Linked DNA regions of Homo sapiens: regions 2 and 3 are each linked to region 1. The links are chromatin loops, found by intact Hi-C in ENCODE. Cell type or tissue: dorsolateral prefrontal cortex. All regions are shown on one strand. Region 1 has its middle 16 kb from the start of FAM181B. Region 2 overlaps ANKRD42 (ankyrin repeat domain 42). Region 3 overlaps PRCP (prolylcarboxypeptidase).

The links. Peaks named below come from ENCODE experiments on the same cell type or tissue, not always from the same donor. Only the 100,000 strongest peaks of a DNase experiment are listed, where the experiment ranks them.
Region 2: it touches region 1 in a loop (3-fold over the local background); 38 of 110 quality-filtered maps call a loop at or near these places.
Region 3: it touches region 1 in a loop (16-fold over the local background); 76 of 110 quality-filtered maps call a loop at or near these places.

The regions. Positions count from the first base shown.
Region 1 is chr11:82,715,679-82,720,678 of GRCh38, reverse strand. No RefSeq gene overlaps it. Among named protein-coding and RNA genes, the nearest start is that of FAM181B, 16 kb to the left of the region's middle. In dorsolateral prefrontal cortex, CTCF peaks have their summits at 1,117, 2,100 and 2,304 (motif pointing left); DNase peaks (open chromatin) are centred at 1,178 and 2,168; H3K4me3 peaks cover 1,670 bases; H3K27ac peaks cover 2,932 bases.
Region 2 is chr11:83,247,097-83,252,096 of GRCh38, reverse strand. ANKRD42 (ankyrin repeat domain 42) reads right to left here. Exons shown (of 11, transcript NM_001300975.2): 11 at 3,126-4,154. The coding sequence ends at 3,893. Among named protein-coding and RNA genes, the nearest start is that of CCDC90B-AS1, 37 kb to the left of the region's middle. In dorsolateral prefrontal cortex, CTCF peaks have their summits at 1,727 and 1,927 (motif pointing right); no DNase peak of the experiment used is centred here.
Region 3 is chr11:82,861,722-82,866,721 of GRCh38, reverse strand. All of the region lies in intron 1 of PRCP (prolylcarboxypeptidase), which reads left to right. Among named protein-coding and RNA genes, the nearest start is that of PRCP, 36 kb to the left of the region's middle. In dorsolateral prefrontal cortex, CTCF peaks have their summits at 2,119 and 2,326 (motif pointing right); a DNase peak (open chromatin) is centred at 2,321; H3K27ac peaks cover 3,692 bases.

The DNA.
Region 1 (5,000 bases):
GTACATGGCAGGGGATAAAGTGGCCCAGAGGAACTCAGGACATATTTGAACAGTAGCCCAGAACTTGGACGGTATCTGAATCACATTGGCACAGGTCTGGGTCATGGGTTGCTGCCAGAACATCGTAAGAAAAGCCAATCTTGTCCATATAATGGCATGAGGAAACAGGAAGCGCTGCAGCATGACTTTATTATCCTTCCTCTGAGCAGGGCCACCGTTCAGCTGGGAGGACCTTACCTTTGTTCCTACAGGTTTCTACAGGTTACACACCAACTGCTGAGAGCAAGTTGAATGACAGTAAAAGGTGGTGAAACAACAACACAACAGCAGCAGCTACAAGAGCCGCCTTGGACCTGGAATTGGCACACTGCAGTGGTCACCGGCCTAGACTGAACCGGTTTAAATTTCACTCTGCCTTTTCTTACTGATGCCATTTTGTAGACTTACCGAACCTTTCTAAGCATCAGTTTTCTCATCTGGAAAGTGGGAATAACAATATTCCCTGCTTTTCAGGGTTAGTGTGAGAATTAGAAATCAGGTAGGTAGCTACTGCTGAGGGCCAGGCATATAGCAGGTTCCCAGGTACTGGTAGATACTGTTATTTCTAAGACCTGGATGTAACCAATGCTGATGCTCACTAGTGCTGGATAGGACAGTCACATCATCATTTCTGAGTATCAGTGTTCGTTCTCATCTCTAGAATGGAGACATGTGATGTTTCCACATGGTGGTTGTGAAGATGAACTGAAATATAAACAGCCTCCAGCATAGCATTTGCCAAATGCAAGGCCTTAGTAAATGTCAGTAGGATCTGAAAATCCAATGGTTGGAGAATAAAATCTCCCCTTTAGCTATGAATTTATTTCCATTTCATCTGGAGTCTGAGGAAGATCCAAGTCCTGTTATTTATTTAACTGTATTTGACTGTGTTTAATACTTGTAGCTGACTTTTAGGTCACTTTGATATTTCCTCTGAGATTTTCATCTTCCTTTGGCTAAGAGGCAAGTTTCAAACAGAAGAGCAAACCGTGGACTTCTAGTGCTGGATCTTCTTTTGGAGAACAGAATTGTCCTCAGTGCTGCCTGTGATTCTGAATCTCCTGGGACAAGAGGAGGACTTGAAAAACAGCCCAGTTCTTCCCCAGACTCACAGATGTGACTGATGCAGCTGGGCCTGGGGTGAGCACAGTTGGAAGCCACTGCTCTGTCCAGATGCTTCTCACAGAGGCGCCAAGGACTGGCCACACATTCTCTTACCTGCTTGCTCCTCAGTCTCCGTCAATGCCTTTATGTTTCTGTTCTCTTTATTCACGTAGTTGACAAAATGCACAACGAAAGCATGCAAAAGACAGAGCTAATCTTGACATTGGCGAAAATTATGGTTTCATGTTTAAAGAAACTATAGAAGAGATAAAAGAAGTCTTTTCTAAATTTAAAAAGAATTTAAATATTTATACTTTGTATGTGACCATAAGCGGAGAGAATTGGCCCTTTTGTTCCAGAAAAGTAATTGGTGTTAAGCCTGAAAATCTAATTTTAACAGGGAGATCTGGAAAGGAGAGTTATAGCATGAATGCTGCCAAGATGAACAGATTGCTTCAACCTCACTAGATTTTAGCATTTTTCCCCCTCTATAGAATGAAGATAGTGATGGCAATGCTTGTCTTGCTTTCATATGCTGTTGTGAGAAATGAGGAAGCCAAAGCATTGGCAGTGTTTTACAAAATGCAAAGCACGAAACCATGAAAAGGATAACTTGCCTCGTGACCTCATTGGGCAAGTTATTTGACATTTTAGTCCCTTAGTTTCACCATCTGCAAAGTGGGACCCATAATGCCTAATGCTGGCCTGACTGGGATGTTATGGGGACAAAAGTAGACGGTGTTTGTAAAGGCACTTGGAAAAGCAGGACACCTGTATTAAATTAAAGTAGCAGTGTATTTTCTATTTAACAGACAATAAAACAGGTACTGTGAGGCCACATTCCACTGAGCTTTCTGAGCAGAGCTGCGCCTCTGGCCAAGCCTTCTGGGCTCAGTGTCTCTGCTTCCAACGGACTTCCCCATGCTCTGCTTAACAGCACTGACTTCTCTTTTATCTTGGTTGCCAATCCTCCCGAGGTGGAGGCAGGCCCAGGTCCATTCTTGGGGTGAGGCTAGGAAGAATAGGGCCATTTATAACTCTGCTCAGATGACTGGAGAATCCTTTCAAACTGCTTGGCTGAAAAGCATCTAACAAAAACTTGGGGAATCCAAAGGCCTAAAGAGCCATCTAGTGGTTGCACATACAAACGACGCTGGCTTTTGCCAGTAACTTCACTGGAACAGAGATAATGGAAAGGGATTTTATTTTTTTCCTCTCCTAAATTTGTGCCTGCCCGGGCAACCATAGAAAAGGATTGATGTAAGTGTCCACTGTCCCTGCTTGTAACCCTGGACTTCAGAGTGATGTTGGAGGAAAACTGGGAACCTCTACAGACTTGAGCTGCTACAAAGCCTTGGTTTCCTTTCTCAGCTCCTGGCTTGCAGTTAGTTGTGTCCATGTGACTGAGTCTTTTTTTTTTGTTTTGAGATGGAGTCTCACTCTTGTCGCCCAGGCTGGCGTGCAGTGCCATGATCTCGGCTCACTACAACCTCCATCTCCCAGCTTCCAGCGATTCTCCTGCTTCAGCCTCCTGAGTAGCTGGGATTAGAGGCACCCCCAACCATGCCTGGCTAATTTTTGTATTTTTAGTAGAGACAGGGTTTCACCGCGTTGGCCAGGCTGGTCTCAAACTCCTGACCTCAAGTGATCCTCCCGCCTCTGCCTCCCAAAGTGCTGAGATTACCATGCCCGGCCTGTGACTGAGTCTTAGGTGATGGAATGTGAGCGGAAGTGATACACATCACTTGTGAGTCTGGTCCATAGAACTCTCTACATAGAAATCTCCAAGTCATTTGTCCTTTTGTGGTGTGATGCAGATGAGCATGGCAGTTTTGGGATTCATGTGTTGAAGATGGAATCACAAGATGCAATGAATCTGGGTCTTCAAGTCACCACTTGGAGGAGAGCTACCTGTCCATGAAGAACACCTCTTTTGGACTTTCCATAGCAAGAAGTAAACCTCTAAGTGTCTTTGAGCTATTATGCATCTTTGTGTTTGTTTGTTTGTTATACCATTTAGGGTTACCTTAACGAATATAGTTGTTGTTAGTCAAGTTAACTATGAAAATCAGAGACAGATTTACCGTGAAGCCAATGAAGCTCTAGCTTCAGGGATCTTCATTTGCGTAGGCCCTTTCCAAGGTCCAAGGTGTGCATGTGAGGAAGTGGGTGGGGGGGGGGGTCCCCTGGCAATGTGTTCTCATGGTTATGTTTTGTGAAATTTGCAAAAGTAAGATATTTTCAACTGCATGCAATTGGTTAGGTGTGCTGCCTCTTTCCTTGTCAACTTCCGCTCCATCACATTTTACTCTGTGTTGGATGGCGTTGGGGAAGCATGGACATTTTGGGGACCCAGCTCAGGGAAGTTGAGTGGGGATACATTTAGTCTGAGTGTAGTTGTTGCATTGTCGTGGTTTTCTGTCTCTTTCATGCAGAGTTATTGCTAGCTGTTCTGGTATAAGAATGGTTTCCAGGGATAGTACTCTGCCCACTGTGCAGCTGTGAAAACATGATGCAAGGTCAGAGGTTGTACTATAATAGAGTCTGTTCAGGGTGCCTGGTTCAGGGAAAATGTGAGCAGAGGGGAGAAACAAGGCTTGAAATGTATGGAGTCAGAAACTAGTCTATAGAAATTTCTTCTAATCCATTCTGATGTGTAAAATTGTAAGCAGAGAATTTAGTTCTTATTGATGCTTTGTCAAAATTGAATTTCATTCCTGTCAGGACACACTTGGTAATTTTTAAAACCATATACAATTTTAAATATACTTTATATTTTATCTCCTTTTTTCATGGGACTAGCTTAGTTGATAAAGCTTGAATACAGCATTTAAATTGAATTTCCAAAAGATATTCTGGAATGTCTTAATAGAAAAAGGAGAAATTATGGATTTTTGATTTGGACCTTCTTTGACACTTTAAATTTAGCTATTAAAGAACAGAGAGAAAATTCAGATAAAAGTAATGGAATATTAAAGAAAAACAATTAATAAGAGATAAAAATAAGAAAAGACCTGACTTTAAGAAGTGAGTTGTAACAAAAAATTCTTCAGATAGTACCCAGCACAGTAATTCATTAGAGGAAAAGATAAATTGCAAATAGAAATAGTTAGTAGGCTCTTGGATTACTTGGTAATCCATTTACTGAAGAGGAGTAAATCATATGCACACATCAGAAATGATTTCAATTTCTTGCTGATTTGGTGTAAAATTCAGACCCATAAAGCTCACAATACGCCACTATGGCAAGAACATCAACAACAAACTGGTTAATGAGTGTAATCAACTCAAGAATGATTTAAGACTAGCCACTACATAAGAAAATTTGAAATACAGTGAAATCTTACAGTTCAAATATGAAAGAATTGATAGACCTCTTCCCACATATAACAACAATTCTAAAAATTTATATGGCACAGCCAATTACAAATTGTGAAGGTGAGAAACACTTTCTTAAACTATTAATCACCCATGCTAGAGGAAAGACGAATAATTTAAAAAATCAATCACTCATGCTAAAGGTAAGACAATTTTATATTCTCTCTATTGAAAATGTTATACAGCCATTGTCATCATATGAAGGGGCAGTTACAGGCAACATAGTCAAAAGTCCAGGAGAAAAAGCAATTAATAAAAATACAATTGTGCACTGCATAGCATTTCAGTTAGTGTCAGACTGCATCTAGGACAGTGGTCCCGTAAGATTATAATATCGTATTTTTACTGTACTTTTCTATGTTTAGATATACAAATGCCATGGTGTTACAATTGCCTACAGTGTTCAGTATAGTAACATGTTGTACAGATTTGTAGCCTAGGAGCAAAAGGTTGGACAATATGGCGTAGGAATGTAGTAG
Region 2 (5,000 bases), 530 kb before region 1:
GCCCAGTTTTTTTACTGGACTGTCTTTTTCACGTTGATTTATATATTCTAGATACAACTTCTTTTTCAGATAGGAGAGAAGAAAGAAAAGCAGAGAGAAAGAAAGGAAATATGTTTTTCTACACTTTGGCTTGCCTTTTCAAGTCTGTTCATATAATCTTTGATGAACTGAAGTCTTATTTTAATGAAGTCCAGTCTACACATTTTTTTCCTACCCCAAGGTCATGAAGATATCCTACGTTATATTTTATCATCTCAACTTCCAATTTAAGACATATCTTGAAATATATGTTTGAACTTATAGTGTAACATTTTAACAAAATTCTTACCAATTTTTAAGTTTTCATAAGTAAATTAACCCTAAAATTAATTTACTAAATTAATTTACTAAAATTAAAAAGCTATCATCAAAAGTTTTCAAAGAAAAATTTTCAAAATAAATGTTCTTAAAAGCACAGAAAGAGGGAATGTGAGGGGTTTATAATAGCAGTAACAAGTGGTGTTAAAAGCATAGACTTGGGGCTAGACAGGTTGAAATCATGGCTAGCCATCTAACAAGCTTTGTAACTTTATAAATTGTTTATTTTATCTGAGAGTTGATTTCTTCATTTATAAAATGAAGATGGTATCTGCTGAATATAAAGTCTTAACACTAAGCCCAACATACTCAAAACCTGTTGTTAATGATGACTAAGATGATGTTATTAACATAAGTTAAGTGATCTTATAAAACTTAGATTTTCAGTACTGCGGGTAAAGTAAGTGCCCAATCATGCTGTGATACAGATGACGAGAAGCCCTCAGACCAGTACAAGGTGCTTGATAGAAGGAGAGATCACGTGTGACCAGGGAGACTAGGAAAGGGGTGATAAATGAGATGGCTCCTAGGGGATTTTACAGAGTCAACAGGCAGTTTTCAAGGTATATGGACAAATTGAACAAAGGCTTAATGATGGGAAAGCATAGGGTAGCTTAAGAAAAAATAAGCTATTAATATATATATAGGAGAACAGACAAAAATAAAGTTGGTGAGGTAGGTTAAGGCTGAATGTCAAACTGAAGAATCAGTACTTATTCAGGTAAGGAAGATTTTCAATCCAAGGAGTGACAAGAAAATCAAGCTGACCACTGTGAGTCAAATGGATTTGGATAGGGAAGGAGTAAATACCAAAATTCTATCACAGTAGTTCAGATAGAAAGATATAGAAACCTAAACTAGGGAAGCAGTGAAAGTAGAGAACATGTTCCTACCTACAGGATGGACTCGCTTTTTGTATGATCTAAAGGAGAAAACATGGCTAATCATTAAGAGTCCAAGACTGGGTAGTTGAGAAAATAGTGATGCCATTAATTTAAATGCAGAGATAGGGGAGAGAATCTGGTCTTGATATTGAGCTTGGTTCTGGACATTTTTTTTTAATTCAAGCACCACCAGGAATTTCGGGTGGAAATGTCCAGTTGACGAGCAGTGGGAAATACAGGTGGGGATCCCTAGTGGGGACACAGTACTTAAGTATGGATTTGATAGTCATTTCCACAGAAGTATTAGAAAAATATAATGTGGAGACAGAGATTCTGAGTTTGCTCCTGCCTTACACTAGCTGTATGCTCTAACAAGACTCTCAACTTCTCTGAGCCTCTGCCCTCTCATTTATAACATGGGATCAAAAATATATATATCATTCTACCTCCTCATAGGGTTGATGCAGACTAAAATGAGATAATATCTGAGAAAGTGCTATAAAAACAGCTGTTATCAAAAAACCATTTAAGTGCTTTATATATGTCAAACTATCCTAGGAAACTATTCGAATAATTTTTTTTCTCAGTAAAAATTATACTATTGCAGATTATGTTGGGGGCCGAGGATCTTAAGGTACAGTAGTATGCAATCATAGGTCCTGACCAGAAGGTGGCAGGAGAAAGACTTAGTCAGAGCTTCTTGAGGATTCCGTATTTATAATCCTGAACGAAAAGTTCATTTTACTTATACATTACATATAATTAGACTCCCAGATAAATTCTTCCTATCCTTAGCTGCATGTGGCTCTACACATTTATTTATCCACTGACCATGTCAACTCATCTGTAATATAGAAAATGGAAAAAAAGAAAGGGAGTAAATAATACAATGACTACTACTATATAGTGAATACCTCTGCGTGCTAGAAACCAAATTCAGGATTTCTACACAATATTCCATTTAACATCAATACAATTCCATGAGGTAGGTATTATTATTCCTCATTTTAAAGATGAGGAAATTGAGATTCAAGCTTTTGCAAGTGAAAATAAGCAGTGCCAGAGTTGCAGCTGCCATGAAAGCTCAGTGACATTTGCTTATTTACAAAAATTAGGTATAACCTAAAGCAAGAATGCAAAAAAAAATGAACTCTGAGCACAGGGACCTTGAGACAGCTCTCCTGAAAGCCTACACATTGTTGGTAGAGTGAAGTTTTAGGGAAGCAAAACTGTGAAGTATGAAACCAGATCCAACCTGAGAACAGATGCTTCTGAGTAAGCAAAGAGAATTTCTAAATAGCTAAAAGACAGAAACATTCCTAAAGTAGACAGTTTGGAATGGCTCAAAAGAAAATGTGCAGCTTGCGTGACCACCCCAAAAGATTGTCCCACCTAGGCAGCTGAAGAACAACAACTTAGCCTTGGCAACAAAGCAAGATCCCGTCCTTACAAAACAAACAAACAAACAAACAAAAAAACTAATTGGCCAGGTGTGTTGGTGCATGCCTACAGTCCCAGCTACTTGGGAGGCTGAGGCAAGAGGATCACTTGAACCTAGGGAGTTCGAGGCTACAGTGCCCTATGATGGCACCACTGCATTGAAGTATGGGTGACAAGAGCAACACCCTGTCCAAAAAAAGAAAAAACGAAGAACAACAACTTACAACTTACCTTTCTACTTTTGAGGAGACTGGGAGTCACAGAGTCCCTGCCACAAGGTGGAGGGGTAACAGATTTGATTGGAAGCAGTGAGTTATAAATGGTGCTGTGTCCTCTAGCCCTCTAACCAACACATGACTGTACAGCTGGCCTCTCTGATACTAAATTTTCCCCATGTGCTAAAGATCGTACAAGAAGAGGGTTGCAAAATGAAGAGAATAGATTAATTATTATAGTTAATTATATTTCTTGGAAAATCAACCACTGGTGAGACACCAAAACCCAGAGAAACTGAGGAAGTGGTTATATTTGCATATGCATAGAAATACACATACATGTTTGCAGATAAATAGAATTTTGTCTAATATGGTATGTACTAAATTGTTAACAATAGCTTCCTCTGGAGAGTGGAACTTAGTGTCAGAAGGAACATCTATCTTGTTTTTAACACTATACAACAAACATGTTTTATTATTTTAATATTTTTAAAGTGGTTATTAAAGAGACCAATGACTAGTTTGTGCAAAATAAAAAGAAGCCAGGAAGATTCTATAATATTAATAGATCAGATTTGAGGTGACACAAGCCTCAAACAGAATTAATTCATCCATGATGATTGATGAAGAAACTTCCCTATGGAAAGAAAATATGGATTCCATTCAAAGCACTTTATTTTGGTTATTTAGAATATTAAAATATACATATCCTCTAGCTGTCTTAGAATTCTGATTGATTACTTATGAAAACATTTTCTCCTTCTATGGTACAATGTTAACAATAATACTTATGAACTAGGCTGCTGTTTGAAGATAGATAGACAGATGTGTGTATGTATCTAGAAAGTTATAGTTACATATAGAGTGTGTGTGTGTGTGTGTGTGTGTGTGTGTGTGTGTGTGTATTCCTTTAATCCTGTCATCAGCTCTAGAAAGTATAAGTTATCATCTCCAGTTTATAGTTGAGGCACAAAAAGGTTAAATGAGTAGCCCAAATCAAAAAAGACTATAGCCAGGATTCAAGTCCAAAGAGCCCCAGCCCAAAGCTTGTACTCTTGGCCACTCTTGTATATACTTCTTGAGAAAAATAAATGTATTAAAAAGGACACCAACCATAGCCACAAAGTTTGGGACTTGAATTTTTTCCAGTGTTTCCCTGAGTTGATCAACTTCTGCTCGATATTCATCAAGCTGACATTCTAATTTTTCTCTACGTAGTCGTTCATACTCCAGCTGGCCCTGCAGTTCTTTGATGGTCCTATCAAAAACAAAATTTTTTAAAAATCAATCATCAATGTCAACTAATAATTACTTTTAGTAGTGGAAAGCATTCATACATTGTATTTAAGGCAAATAAAACAAAGAAATCATTTATTCAACAAATATGTATTAAGGGTCTACTAAGAATGAGCACTGACCTAGGTATTGGGGATACAGTGGTGAACAAAAGGCCCAAAATCTGCCTTCCTGGACCTTACTTTAGTAATAGAGATATGCAGACAACAAGGAAAATAAATAAGTAAAATATATGGTATGTTGGAAGGTAATAAGTGCTAAAGGAGAAAACAAAAATAAAGCAGGAAAGAGTAGTATAAAATGTTGTGGAAGAGGGGCTTAACATTTCATACACAGTGGCTAGGGAAGGCTTTATTGAGAAGGGGGCTTCTAAGCCAAGCCCTGAAGGAAATAAGAGAGATAACCCTGTAGACATTAGAGGAAAAGCATTCCAGACAAAAGGAACAAGTGCAAAGGCCCTAAAGTAGAAGGATGCCTGATGAAGTACAAGAAAAACAGAAGCCAATGTGATAGAATCATTTAAAGAATAAAAGGGAGGCCAGGCGCGGTGGCTCACGTCTGTAACCCCAGCACTTTGGGAGGCGGAGGCAGGTGGATCACTTGAGGCCAGGAATTTGAGGCCAGCCTGGCCAACACGGTGTAACCCTATCTCTACTAAAAATACAAAAAAAAAAGTCATTAGTAGGAAATAATTTTTCCACCATGAGGTACTTTTCTAGACTACAAGGAATCTAAGAACTTTCAGCTAGGCTCTTAGACCAAGGCTAACACTAAAAAAAAAAAAATCTACATCTCAAAACACTTCAAA
Region 3 (5,000 bases), 150 kb before region 1:
AACAATTATCTATAAAGTATCTGCCATGTACAAGGGCACTGTGGTAGCTATTGTGTTCTTGCCTTTCAAACCATCTGAGTATAGGAGGCTGGGGCACTAAATTTTCCCCATGATGGACTCTCCCATTATCACTTATTTGCTTCCCTTTCTCATTTACCATTTTCTCTTTAAATAAATTTATTTCTAAGAGTCTCATTTTTAAGATTAGGGGCATGTTAGGAAAAAAAAAGCATAGGAGTCAGGGAATGCAGTTCTGTCTCCTGGTTAACACTTATAGAAGTATGTGTAAAGAGGAGCAGTGTCTTATTACATACGAAGATGATTGCCTTTGAAGCATATCTCTGAGAGGACTTCCACCCTTTTTGTTAAGATGGAAGCTCGACCCTCTAAGGTTGGCAATGACGAGAGCATCTTCGTGGGAAGGGAGGACAGTATCTTCTTGGACTCACCTTCCTCTTGGAGGGACTTGTAAACATTTCCTTTGCTACCACTACACTCACTGGGGGATACCGTTTCCTCTTTAATTCTTTAAGTCAAATTTAATCTCCAATACTTTCTGGTATCTTCATTGTATGGATGAGTAAAGGTAGAACATTTAAGCAGGGTTTTTGAAAGGCCTTGACATAATAAAGAAGAAATAAACCAGGAGTCATCCAAGAGCCAGAGATCTGACTCATAAGATGTGGCTTGCTCTCTGATCTTGTCCTACCTCTAGGGTGCCCATGTGTGAGGGACAACTTAGTAGGAATCCACTCCTAGACATCCATCCTTCTCCAACTGTAGATCTAGGGCTTGTCTAAACTCCACCTTCCTTCCATGTTTTAGTCCTTCTTTGGGAACCCGTGTTCTTCTAACATAAAAGTGTCCATCCTTTCAGGGCATATCAAGCTTGCCCAGAAAGCTGTCAGTCTCCATTTAAGAACTCTAATGGAATGTAACCCCACAATCCCCAAATTAATATAAGACACACACATCAAATGGGAGAAAGAGGGTCTTATTTTATTTTAGATCTCTGCATTAGAGTTGGAAACCAGAGCACATGAAAAACTCCTTTAAGGTGCTTTGATTTATTGGAGGCGTAAGTTAATTTTTTTGGTCATGTATATCTCTGGGTATACTTTTTGTATCTTTAGTAAAATTTTAGTTAACTGTTATTAGATGTCTGGGTGCCTGAATAAATCCAACTGCATACTGAATTTTCTAAAACCGAAGGCTGCCAAGAAGGAGCCAATGTGATTTTGGTTTTATCAGTGGCCTAATGGAGTTAGCAATAGTAGTGTAGTAACAATTATTGTCAGGTCAGTGAAAAGACCAACATTCCACATATTCTGCAATGTAACTGTTAGTAAATGGCTGGGAGATTTGTCCTTCATTTTGCAAATTTAGGAGAAAGATACTCACTCTTAAGTGTCGCCTACCGAGGGTTGAAGTTTATAGTCAGCTTTATCTGCATGAGCGTGTTATAATGCAAGGAGTATAAAGATCTGGGTTTTCTTGGAGGCGGGATTGGGTAGGGGTTAAAAGCACATGAAAAGAATTACATTTGATTCCTAATTATTAGTTACATTACCTTGGGCAAGCTCTCTGACCTCTCTGAGCATCAGCCTTCTTATTTTAAAACTGGGTGATGAAAGTGGCCCCAGAGGGTAACTGCCGAGATGGTGAAGGGATCTGTGTAGAGCAACAGCACTGTGGCAGACACGTGGTAGGTGCTCTGTGTTATTCCCTCCCATCCCCACCTCTCCCACCCCCGCTGTCCCCAAGTTGCCATCAAAACTAACAGATGTAATGTTGCTACTGATTTTTCTGGATGCGAACTTTATTCTTGAGTGGTTTTAAAGTCCAAATAATTACTTTTATACAATAAACATCATTTAAAGGATGGTCTCTTTTCTTCTTGCCTACCCATTCTCACAGATCTATTTCTCCTCCACATGGTAAAGTGGGGAAGCATGTTTTGAAATTTCTTGGGCCATAAAAAAAATTATAAAAAAGAAAAAATGAAATTTCTAGGACCACGTGCTAGAAAGAACTGCTGTGCATGACTAGAGAGGTTTGTTTCCTTTCCAAGGTCATACGGTGTTGTCTTTACCATGCTATTATTTATTTTAATTGGTTCAATAAACCAAACTGCAAAAATAAAGTTCTAGCTCTGCCTCTGCCTTGTGACCATGGCTAAGTCATGTGACCTCTTCGAGCCTAATTTCTTCAGTTGAGCAACACAGACGGAATGGTTTCTAAGGCCCTTGTGACCTTTCCGTGTTGTAATTCATAAAATCTTTATTCAGGAGCCCAGAACAGGGAGTGGCACGTGGGTCCCACTTCTCAACAGCAGAGGGCATGCTGCCCCTAGTGTGCCTGGCCATTAGGTGTTGAAAACTATCTAGTTATCTAGCCAGAAGTTGATATCCTTGATGATAGGAAGGAGCCAAGGAAATTCTGTAAATTCATGTTGTGCAAAGAACATTTCACTACGTATTTCCAGTTGTTTAGCACCTAGGTGAAGCACTCAGAAAATAGGAGATTTTGACATTCTAAGGTCCTGTAATTCTGTGAAGAACTTAATCTGTCTCCCATCTAAGTACTCCGTGCTTAGGATTGGTGTGCAAATGGGATAGAGAGGAGAACTAACATCTTTTAAGCACGTATATATCTGGAACTATGCCTGGTACATTAGGTGCATTTTCCCTATCCTCACAGAAATCCTTTGAATTGTATGTGGTTATCCTTATTTTATACAGGAAGATACTAAGGTTCAGAGAGGTTAAGTAATTTGCCCGAGGCTTCACAGTTAGAAGAGATTCAAGTTCAGGTCTTTTAACTCCGAAGTCTGCTTTCTTGCCAGGGTTCCTCTCTCTTTTCCCCAATCTTAACAATCAAGGCTGATTGCTGGGAGCAGGAGTACCTTGGGCATGGCCACACAAGGGAATTTGGCTTTCTCTGGTTCTGAAGTTCTTGTGGCCCTTGTGATTCTAGATGGAAGTGTTTCTCTGGCAAGAACTTTATATCAGTTATATTTAGCATGACATATACAAACACATACCCATGTTTTCAAATCTGAAAATTTTAGACTGGATTATTAATGTTTTTCTTTGTGGGATGCTTTTAAAGGCTACGGCAATATCTCAGTTTACATGAAGACTCAGTTCTGTAGTCAGTGGGTGAGGTGAAAATCATTAGGGCAAAATTATCTTCAAGAATCTCATGGGAAGGCATCTTGTTAGAGAGCCATGAGCTTCCTTTCTTTAAGTCCAACACAGTCAGTCTTTCCTCCCTTGTTGAAACCTGCTGAGTTTCGAAAGGTGTTCCTGTGGTGGTTTCTCATGTTGAGTTTCAAATGATACAGTTAGCTTATATTTGGGGGTATGTTCAGTGGTAATTCAAATCTTTAGACACCAGAGTCTCATTCAGCATGATGAGATACTTACAGTATTTCAGGTACTCTGAAACCTAGAACAAGAGAAGGAATAACAAATTAATGTCTATTTTGGTGCTTATTCTAACTCAGTGGTTTTCAAAACTTTACAGAATCACCTGTACGGCTTGTTAAAGCACAGTTTACTGGGTTTTACCCTCATGGTTTCTGATTCTGTAGGTCTGGGATTCAGCCAAGGGGATTGCATTTTCAGCAAGTTCTCAGGTGAAGCTGATACTGCTGGTCTGGGGACCTCACCTGGAGAACCACTGTACTAATTGAATGGAAGCAGGTGGAATCACTTATCCGTCTTCCTTTCACTGTCTGTCTGCCTTTCTTGCCCTTTCATTTTTAGGCTGAGTGGATATAGTTGAATTAGCTTAAGTTAAATTCAGGGATTGCAGCTCAGCCAACTCTTTATCCCATTGCTTAGCTTAGTACTTGGCCCAAAATAGGAATTCAATAGATTCTTGTTGAGTGAATGATTGAGTAAATTAACATGTATAATGGAAGGGTTTATAGCACATGGACATCATTATTACATACCTCGTCCATAAAAACTGCTTATTTTCCTGAAAAGTAGACAGTCTTTAGATTAGAATATCATATTTTAGGACTACATATGGTGATGATCATAGATACCAGGAAGTTTGCAGTTAGGTAAAGTTTTGAGACACTTGTGTTTTGGGACCAGTGGTATGAATGGGAACTGTGTGTGTAGATAGAGCTGGGTGCAGGAAGTCCCATCTGTTTTAGAATGACCTAGGCAAGTCTTACAGGGTCTGGTTTAGGTCAAAACTAAGCACTGTTCCTGGGAGACTGGAGCAGCGCTGGAACAGCCTATGTCTGACCCAGACTGGGTGCTGCATTCTCATTTCTGTCTTTCCAAAGCACTGAGGAATTTAGCCCCCATGATGCTAAAGGCTCAGTGAGACTCTGTGCTGCAGGGTAAATCTGTAAATTCAGATTGTTGTACATGAATCTTACCATGTTATAGTATTTGATAATTACATTTTAAATAGTAAGTTAAAAAATCTCAAAGGGTAAAAAGAAATCTCAAAAATATATTTAAAATTCCGTTTAAGAAATCATTTTCTTATGTAGCCAAAACAATATGAACACTTTTGACAAAATGAACAAGTCTTTAGGTCAAATTGAGTATTCCTTTTCTGAAATGCTTAGGACCAGAAGCATTTCAGATTTTGGATTTTTTTTTGGATTTTTTTTTTTGATTTTGTAATAGTCATATTATGGTTACTGACTGAATATACCTAATCTGAAAATCCAAAATTTGAAATACTCTAATGAGCCTTTCCCTTGAGTATCATGTTGGTGCTCAAAAGTTTCAGATTTGGAGCATTTGGATTTTGGATTTTTGGATTAGGGATGCTCAACCTGTATCATTTAATAACTAGTCCATATTAAAATTACACATTTGTCCCTACATCATTGTGTATATCTTGTTTGTTCAAACTAGGATCCAATCCAGGGTCATGTATTATGTCTGGTTATTATGTTCCTTAAAATTCATTTAATCTAAAATAGTCCTTTCTCATGATATTGCCTTGTCAATTGTCTTGTAAAA